Linked DNA regions of Homo sapiens: region 2 is linked to region 1. Evidence: chromatin contacts called from ENCODE Hi-C or POLR2A ChIA-PET data. All regions are on one chromosome and are shown on one strand. Each heading gives the region's core, a stretch centred on a gene start or an enhancer-like site at or near the end of the contact. The rest is flanking DNA. Distances are from core to core; before and after follow the strand shown.

Evidence for each region. A loop is a pair of places that touch in the nucleus more often than their neighbours do. ChIA-PET counts read pairs that join two places held with the same protein, here RNA polymerase II (POLR2A). Pooled maps may share reads with other maps.
Region 2: a map with no recorded cell type shows a loop between it and region 1 (14-fold over the local background). The contact joins the promoter of PCNX1 here to the enhancer-like site in region 1. A Hi-C loop is called at or near these places in 4 of 168 maps with a recorded cell type or tissue (B cell, CD8-positive, alpha-beta T cell and naive thymus-derived CD4-positive, alpha-beta T cell), 7 of 37 single-sample maps with no recorded cell type and 9 of 50 pooled maps. POLR2A ChIA-PET finds 5 or more read pairs at or near these places in 3 of 52 experiments (GM12878, OCI-LY7 and activated CD4-positive, alpha-beta T cell).

What each region holds. Positions count from the first base shown.
Region 1 is chr14:70,662,877-70,667,613 of GRCh38, forward strand. TTC9 (tetratricopeptide repeat domain 9) reads left to right here. Exons shown (of 3, transcript NM_015351.2): 2 at 4,688-4,737. Among named protein-coding and RNA genes, the nearest start is that of TTC9, 23 kb to the left of the region's middle. RefSeq lists enhancers at 2,850-3,009, 3,507-4,007, 4,008-4,508. Within about 2 kb of position 2,720, at least 19 of the 41 ENCODE cell types and tissues checked have a DNase peak (open chromatin) inside an H3K27ac peak, as active enhancers do; they include B cell, GM12878 and OCI-LY7, where a contact is called at or near this core.
Region 2 is chr14:70,905,533-70,910,269 of GRCh38, forward strand. It overlaps PCNX1 (pecanex 1), which reads left to right and starts at 1,927. Exons shown (of 36, transcript NM_014982.3): 1 at 1,927-2,471. The coding sequence starts at 2,319. RefSeq lists silencers at 1,830-2,019, 2,240-2,579, 2,740-3,079.

The sequences.
Region 1 (4,737 bases), core at 1,470-3,969:
CGACAATCAGGAAATCCAAAATGACAATAAAGATCTCCCAGATGAACGGCTCTACCTTGCAAATGTGGACAGCAGAGAGAAAATATTGCAGAAATTCCCTGCTGCTGGTCACCTCTGCCTCCTGGATGCCACTTACATTGATCTGTTTTTCCTGCTTATCCGCCTCCACTCTGGTCACCTGAGTCACCATCACTTCATCATCCAAATCCACTCTTGCCTCACAATGAAGTCCCAGATCTTCTACGTGGACCAGAAGGGTCTCTGTGTCATGGTTTCTTTCTTTTCCAGCTTCACCTTTTTTACCCTTCCCTCTGGTTCTCTGCTCCAACCTGGCATGCATGGCTTCCCAAACTTTCTGAAATAGGCCATTCCCCTCTCGCTCCCTCTCTTTCTTGGCTCTGCCTTGAAAAGTCACAGTTTCACCCAGATCAGTGATTCCCAAACATGGGTGATTTTACCACCACCCCACCACCCAGGGAATACTTGGCCATTTCCAGAGACATTTTTTGGTTGTCACAAGTGGCATGTAGTGAGAAGAGGCTAGGGGAGCTGCTAAGCATCCTGCAAGGCTCAAGACATCCTCATGTAACAAAAAATCATCTAGTCCAAAATGTCAATAGTGCTGAGGCTGAGAAATACCCAATCTTTAGATCCCAGCTATAATGCTACTTCTTCCAAGAAGGCCTCCCATTATACTTTAGATCAAGGTAAGGCCCCTCCTGCCTGGGTATGCTCCTTCTCTACCTTTGTCCTTCATAGCAGTTAGCCCACATGTGAATATTTGAGATAACATGACCTCTGCCCTCCCTGCCCATCTGTTAGCCCCAGGTGGGTGGGGGGGCGGGTGTCAGCTCATCAGCTGATCCCACTGCCCCGCCCAGTGCCCAGCAGTTAGGCATCAATTTTTGCTTGTTAGCTTTGGAACACAGCAGAAGGGAGTTTCCACAGATGACCTCTCTTTCTCCCCAGGGGCTGTGTGGGTTTCCGATGGCTTCAAATGCATCCCCACAGACACCCCAGAGGTCAAGTGCACAGTCTTGGAAGCCTGACAGAAGTGGGCTGATATCCTAATTCTACCCCCTTCCAGCTGGGTGACCTTCAGCAAGTTACTTCATTTCTCTGGAACTCAGTTTCATCATCTATAAAAGAAGGATAAAAATAGAACCTGTTTCATGGAGTTGATGTGAGGATTAAAAGACATAGTGTATGTGAAGTATTTAGCACCTCTGACACCAGAGAAGGGATTAATAACCATGAGGAGGACACACTGTGGGGCGATGCCACTTATCCTGAGGTCCACTGCAACCCCAGGTCCTGGCTAATGGCTACAGGGATGGGGAAGGAGCAATCAGGAGGCAGCCAGTCCACGTCGTCTTAACTTCCTCAGCCCTCACACGTGCCTGCTGTCATCCCATCTTACCTATCCCATGGGCTTACTAGATGTACCAGTAGCCACCCACCCAAAGCAGAGAGGTGCCTAAAAATCACCTGCAGGTAGCGCTGAGGCCAGCCTCCAGCCTGGCTGTCACCCCCTCCACCCCTGGATTCCCTTAAGAGTCCTGGCCTGGGCCGGGTGTAGTGGCTCACTCCTGTAATCCCAGCACTTTGGGAGGCTGAGGCAGGCAGATCACCAGAGGTCAGGAGTTCGAGACCAGCCTGACCAATATGGTGAAACCCCGTCTCTATTAAAACTACAAAAATTAGCTAGGCATGGTGGCGGGCATCTGTAGTAGTCCCAGCTACTTGGGAGGCTGAGACGGGAGAATTGCTTGAACCCAGGAGGCAGAGGTTGCAGTGAGCCGAGATCGCACCACTGCACTCCAGCCTAGGCAATAGAGCGTGACTCCATTTAAAAAAAAAAAAAAAAAGAGTCCTGGCCTAGCACCCCAACTTCTTATCCAGATTCTACCTCTTGGCCCAGCTATTTCTCCATCTTTCTGGGCCCTGTCTGTGGTGTCAGCTGAGGCTCCACACCCTATAACCAGCCTAGCCCTGCCTCCCTTGCCTCCCCCAAAGTCTGAACCCTGGTCCACAGCCAGGTATGCCAGTTCCCACCGGATCTGCAGGGGAACTAGAAATATTTTTACCAAATAAGTGCCAGAAATTGATTGCTGTGGTTCCTTTAACCCTTTGTGGGAAGGGGGAGGCTTCCCCATTTCCAGGCCTCTTTGCTTCCCCTGCCCCTGTCACCACCATTTTATGCATTCAAAAACTGTTATTTTATTTTATTTTTATTTTTATTTGTTAAATGGTCCTTTTCCTAGACTGCCAGGGTCAGCAAACAGAAGTGTCTGTTCAAAGAGGGAGGGCTGGACGGGAAGAGGGCTGCTAGGCCCGGTCAGAGAGGACTTCAGGCAGGGAGCGTGGAAGCTGTGGACAGGACAGCTTTTAGCTCTGGGAGCAGGTGCTGGAGCCAAGTCACACACAGGTAGCAGTCAGTGAGGTTCACATCCAGGAACCTTTTTACAGAAACCCCTCTCTCTCTCTGTACAGCTGTATAAGCACCAGCACAGGCTCCGACAACATGCAGGTGAGGAAGGGGACAGAAGGGCCTAAGATCCCACCATGGAGAGAGAGGGAGGAGAGGGGAGGGGGGCTTGTAGCATCAGCTTATCAGAAGGACCCCCTGGTGCACCAGAAGATTGTAGTCCTGGGTGAACAAGAGCTGCCCTCGGGGGTTAGCAGCCTGTTGCTTCTGTTGACTTGGCTTTCTGCCCTGCAGCCAGTGAAACCTGACAGGTCAGTTTCTAGATCTGGGCTGATTCTCTTTCACTTCCTGGTTCTCATACCTTCATCTTGACAGTCTGTGTATTTCTCCTCATTCTGTGAAAGAATGGAGTTTTTTGGTCCTAAATGCTCAAAAAAAATCTGGTCTCTTAAAAAATCTCAGCAATTCTGATACCTGGGAAGTTATTTAAGGGGTCAGAATGACTGACGTTAGACCCCTGAAGATTGAAATCAGTGACTTGTCTCTATCCTGAGGTGTCTTCTGTCAGTGTGGAAAAGTCTGGGCACAAAGAAGGAACAGAGCATCAGCATTCTCCCCCAGCCACCCAGCCGGGTTGTGAACAGAAGCACCAGTTTTGCCTCCTAAGTCTCTGTTTTTATTTGCTTTGAAGAAGCAGACAGGTGCCTTTTTCCTGTCTCTTTTTTTGTACTCCCTCCGAAGTATGCAACATACTTTGCCGTTGGTCAATGCCTACTAGATATTTGAGTGGTTAAATGGAGGCGAGGTGGCTCAGCAGGGTTGGGATTAGAGGGAGGTGCCTAGGGCACGAAATTTCAATCATTCTTCAAGGCCATTTAGTCATCCTCCAGGCGTGTCATCACTCTAGTCCCAGCCCTGTGGCTCCCTGTGGCTCAGGGCTGGTAAGGGAAAGCTCAAAGGGACATGGTTTACTCAAAGATGGCTGTTTGTGGGATGGGGAAGCTCTCCACCATGAGACCTGCCTGCCATAGCTTCCTCTTGCCTGGGACACCTAGGTCTCTCATGTCCAGACATGTGGCTTGTATGAGCTGGTCACTAGCCTACCAGAAAGCCCCCTCTCTCAGGAACTGCAGAGACAAATATACATGAAAGGGAACTTGAGGGAAGTCAGAGGCAGATGTTACTGGTACAAGACTAAAAAGAATTCTAAGAATGTTAACTAACATTTTTTTCATGCTTGCTATGTGCCAAGCCCACATTAAGTACTTTATGGCCATTATTTTATATAATCCCTCCAACAACTAGATTAGGAAGGACTTGGATTCTGGAGCCAGACAGCTTCAGCTTAAATCCCATCTTTGTCTCTTTCACGTTGTGTGGACTTGGGAAATTTCTTCAGCTCTCTGGGCCTCAGCTTCCTCACCTATAAAATTGAAACAGTAATAGTACCCACATTGGAGTATTCTGAGGATTATATCAGTAATACATGTAAAACAATGAGACCAGCATCTGTACAAGGTAAGCACTCAACAAATATTGGCCATGATGGTGATGATGATGATGAAGATGATGATGAAGAGATGATGATTGCCTCTGGTAGCTTATTCCTAAGGCTGCCTACAACAAAGTCCCACAAACTGGGTGACTTGAGATAATAGAAATGTATGATCTCACAGTTCCAGGGGCTAGGAGTCCAAGATCCAGGTGCTGGTGGGTTGTTATTCTGAAAGATGTGAGGAAGAATCTGTTCCATGCCTCTCTGTGAGGTTCTGGTAGCCTCAGGCATTCCTTGGCTTATGGATGGCTCTCTTCTCCCCATGTTTTATCATGTCGTCTTTCCTCTGTGTGTGTCTGTCTTTGTGTACATATTTCCCCTTTTTATAAGGATACCAGTCACACTGGATTAGGCCCTACTGTAATGACCTCAACTTGATCACCTCTGTAAAGATCCTGTCTCCAAATAAGGTCACATTCTTGTGTACTGCAGGTTAGGACTTCAACATATCTTTTGGTGGTGGAAGGGTGGGCATAATTCAACCCATAATACAAGGTTAAGTGACTTGCTCAAGCCTTGTTAACATGGCTTTTTAGTGATGAAACTGGTCAGGGAGGCTAGGATTATTGGAAGACAAATCCCAAGATGTAAACCCCAGTGGAAAACCCCAACCCTGCTAAACCTCTGGAGAGAAGCAACTCAAGGGAAACATGCAGAGCTGGCCACTGTTGTGCTGATGGCATTTTCCCTCCCTTCCTCCATAGCCTGCCTGCTCCAGGCTGAGCTGGTAAACTATGAACGAGTCAAGGAATAT
Region 2 (4,737 bases), core at 677-3,176, 240 kb after region 1:
CTCCAGATACTGCATTCTGGCTGAACGTTTATCACGCCAGCTGGGTTGGCCTCCGATTCCACGGATGTATCTGGTTCTAGTTTCCATTTCTCCCCATCCACCTCACCCTCATTACAGTTAATCCTTTTATATTAAACCATAGCGGATCTTTGCTGTTGTGGAAACTGATGTGGTATTGGAATTTTATCCTTGTTTACATCTTTCTTTGTGTTGGAAAGGTTGGGATTACTTCCAAAACCTTCCCAGAGAGCTTTCCTGTCTCCTTTAGGGGAAACAAATGAAAACTTGACAATAGCTGGTATCTATGACACCAGCTTCAAGGCCACTATTTTAATTGTAAAATTGCATTATTTAATCATAATTTTGCTTTTAGATATACAAATATATTTTAAAGTATATTTTGTCCAGTGTTTACTCACAGCTCTCAATTTCAAGGTATCTTACTGGAACTCAGTGGCTTTGTGGTTATAAGGACATAAACAAATCAAGGCTAGGGATGGTGTGGTGTTCTACAGTGGTAAGCTACATTAGAATCCTCCGGAGGACTTGTTAAAACAGATTGCTGGGTACCACCCCACAGAGTGTCTATAGAATGATGCCCTAAGAATTTGCACTTTGACGAAAACTGGTCATGTATTTAAGCTGGTCACAGATAACCAGAAGGTGCTGAACTGTTCTTAATCAATTCAAACTTTTACCTGAAATGGATAATAAGGTGGAGAGCCTTGAGAAATGAACTTCCAAAGTTCAGTGCATGCAGTTAGCATGACTGCTGGTTTTAGAGTTCTCAACCACTTATTGCTTATGAGCAATAAGTGGCCATAAGCATTTGGCCAATCACTTACTTGAGTTTACAGGTTTTCTCATCCATAAAATAACAATAGCTGCTATGCTGCCCTCAAAGGGTTGTCCTGAGGTCTGAATGGAATGGGTGTGATAGTGTCTGAGCAACTATAAAGTGGTATGGCACTGGGAGGTATTGTAACGGTTTTTCATTACTCTTCTTAAAATATCACCAGTTTCCTTTGGCTCTTGTTTCCCTCATTAATTATAGCAACTGTAATCTGGGAATACACAGTACTTTTATTGCCATAAAAGCCAAACTTCAATAAACTCAAATTTCAAACTTTTCTATAAAATTTTATTCAGTGAGATCAGACACGCCTTATAAACATTACACAGAGCCAAGAATGATTCCGTTTTTACAGCTATAAAAAGAGATCTACAAGACCCTATTGTAATTTGGGGTGGCGTCACGGTTAATCTTTTTCAACCCTGTTTAGATTGGCCCATTAATAAAAATGGCTGCTAGTTACAGCACATTTAAAAATACAATCACCGCGTACAAATGGTAACCTGTCCACTCCATACTTCCATGTCCTGTGCCGCTTCTATTAACTTGTCTTTGGAAGTAGTAAATTCTCCCAGTCTGGACGTGGCTATTTTTTCTCACACACGGGCCAACACAGTTCTTGCTCAACTTGGGTGCGTTTATGACTTTTCAACAGTGTCATCAGCCGTACCTAACTCTTCCAGGCCTTCAGTATCTCAGGTGTTAGCTTCAGTTGTTCCTAGGTCTTTCACAAATATCATAAATGACAGGCAGGACGCTTTTCTGGAGTCAAGATCTGTTAGTTTCGGAGTCAGAAAGACCCCGTTTAGAGACTCGTAGGCGAACTTGCCAGGGGGCCTACCAGGGGCAGAATGGGGTCCTCCGGACCAGCCAGCCGCGTCTCAGCCACCTCCGCAGCCCCCGGGGCCCTGAACCCCGGCCGCGTTGACGCGCGCTTCTCCCGGACGTCGGCAGGAGGCGCCCGCGGCGGACCAGGCGCGGCGCGCACCGTAGCCGGCCCAGGGGGCGGAGGGAGCGGAGAGGAGGAGCTGGAGGGGGCGCGGCTTCCTCTCGGTCGCTCCCTGGCGCCGGGCCTCTTTCTCTGCCTGGCCCAGGGCTGGCGGCCGGCGGGGGTCGCGGCGGCGGCAGTGGGGGCGCTGGCGGGCCGCGGGTGGCGGGGGCCGGGCCGCGGCTCCGGGTGTTAGGAGACAAGATGGCGGCGGCTCTCAGAAGGCCGGTCTCCTCCTCTCCGCCGTCCTCCGCCCCGCCGCTCGCCGCCTCCTCCTCTCGGGTCTCCTCCTCCTCGTTTGCTGCCTCCTCCTCCTCCTGCAGCAGCACCAGCGACCGCCGAAGCGCCGGCTCGCTCACCCGGAGCTCCGGAGGTGGATAGACGGGGCAGCTGCAGGCTCCGGCGACCGAGGCCGAGCTGGGGCCGGGGCGGGGACGGCGGCGGCGGCGGCGGCGACGGCGGCGGCGCCGGGTGGGGATGGGGTCGCAGACGCTGCAGATCCTCCGACAGGGGGTGTGGGCCGCGCTCAGCGGGGGCTGGTACTACGACCCGCACCAGGCCACCTTCGTGAACGCGCTGCACCTCTACCTGTGGCTCTTTCTGCTGGGCCTGCCCTTCACCCTCTACATGGTGAGTGTGGGGGCGGGGAGCGGGTGGCTCCTTCCCCGCGAGCCGGTGGGGAGATGCTGGGGTCGCGCCCTCTTCCTCTTCCACGGGGTCTCGTCCCCCGGGGGCCGCCACCCTCTCGGTGTGAGGCTCCCCGCCCCCACTGCGTGCTCCCACTCCTCTCTTCGGGGCTTTCCTGGTTTCGGAGGTGACACGAGCAACGAGCCCACGGCAACCCGCGCCGGCCGCCCCCGCCCGCTCACTGGGAAGCGGCAGCGTCCTAGGCCCCTTCTCGGGGTTCCCTCCTGCGGCCACTCGGCTAGGCCGTCCCCGCCGGGGCCCCCCGCCCGTGGGGCTGTGTGGCAGGCGCCGAGCGCTCTGCGGCTTTAGGGGACGCCGCATCCATCCTTGGCACGCTGGGTTCCTCGGGCGCCCGGCATCCGGCACTGCCCGCCCCCGCCGCGGCCCTCGTCCGGGGCTCCCGGGAGAGGCCGCCCGCCGCCTCGCCGCTAATCCGCGTGCGGAGCCCCGGGAGCGCGGGGGACCGTGCGGCTCTGCTCCGAGTGTGTGTGGGGGTCGTCCGGGCTCGTCCTCCAGGGGTCCTGGGTGGTGGCTGAAAACCCGGCTCGGAACCCTCCTGCCTCTAAAAAACCGTTGTTGTGCTTCGCAGCGGTTCTTCTCTGTTCGGCCCCGTGGCCGGTGGCCGTGGTGCTTCCTGGCCTCCCTGGGGGGAGGGAGCGGGGAGATAACGGGGAATCTGGCTGGCATTTCAGCAGATTTGTTTGGCTTGGTTCAAGGCCTTTGGCGGATAGGAGTAGGGAGAGAGAGTACTGCCTGTTGCTGAATTCGGTGCGATCAGCTTCTCTGAATCATCTGTGTTTTTAAAGCAACATTGAAAGTTGTTAAGCGCAGTTTCTAAAGCACAGGTTAGGGTGGGGCGTTAGGGAAACTCGTGTGGACAGAGATGTTACTTAAGGCTTCATATAAAATTTTAAAGTAGTCAGAGGGGAGGAAAGGATCTGAACTTTTTATTTTAGGAGAATTCCTTTGAATGTATTTCTGCTAACTTTGAGGTTCTTTGTGGAGCTAGAGACAGGGTGCTGAGTTAGAAAATCCCGGAGGACCACTATGAGAAGTGCAAAAGGTGAGGACACCCAATTCTTCCCTAAGTGAAGTTCAGTTTCACTAATTGGCAGGAAAAGTGTCTGCTTGAGGGAAGATGTGCACATTCTCAAGCAGATTCACATTTTTCGTTGAAATTGTTTTGAAGGGACTTATTGTTTGAGGTTAAAAAAAAAAGCCATTAAGAAATGCTGATGGCTTGTGGCTTGTTTTATTAGGGGGACTTGTTCAGTCTTGTTGCATTCTGAAAATTTATCGTGAAGTATTATAATTTTCAATTAATTTTGGCCTAGGGAGTTCTATTTGCACTACTATACCTTCCAGGAATATGACATCATTAATGAACGGGTTAATTACTTTGGGTTTAAGAATCCTCAGGCTGTCACAAAATTTTCAAAGCAAATTTCTTCTATGTCCAGAAGAATTGTAGATTTAAAACTGAAAATGATTTTTGAGAGGTAAGGATTAGTTGCTGGGTCCAGTGTAAGATTTCTTTTTTAACACTTGTAGTAAACTGTGTGGTCATGGTTAAGTCTCTTTGTGTAGTTAGCAAATGTTACTGAAAGAATATTAGAGCAAATGGAAACCAGGACATTGAGTTTACTTCCTTCATTTTGGGAGTTCAGTTAAACTGAATTCTCACATATTTGAGTGTCTACCATGTACTAGACACTTTCTGAGATTGCTTCTGACTTCCTTATCTCAATTAATGGCAGTCCCACTCTTCCCAAACCAGAAGGTGCTGAGCTGTTCTTAATCAGTTCAGACCTTTACCTGAAATGGATAATAAGATGGAGAGCCTTGAGAAATGAACTTCCAAAGTTCAGTACATGCGGTTAGCATGACTGCTGGTTTTAGAGTTCTCAGCCACTTATTGCTTATGAGCAATAGGGGCTGTATCTTCAAAACCTAACTAGACGACGACTCCTCCCTCCTCCTCCTCCTCCTCCTCCTCCTCCTCCCCCTCCTCCTCCTCCTCCTCCTCCTCCTCCTCCCCCTCCTCCTCCCCCTCCTCCTCCTCCCCCTCCTCCTCCTCCCCCTCCCCCTCCTCCCCCTCCTCCTCCTCCTCCTCCTCCTCCTCCTCCTCCTCCTCCTCCTCCTCCTCGTCCTCCTCCTCCTCCTCCTCCTCTCACCAGCACCATCATCATCACGGCCATCAGGCCATCAT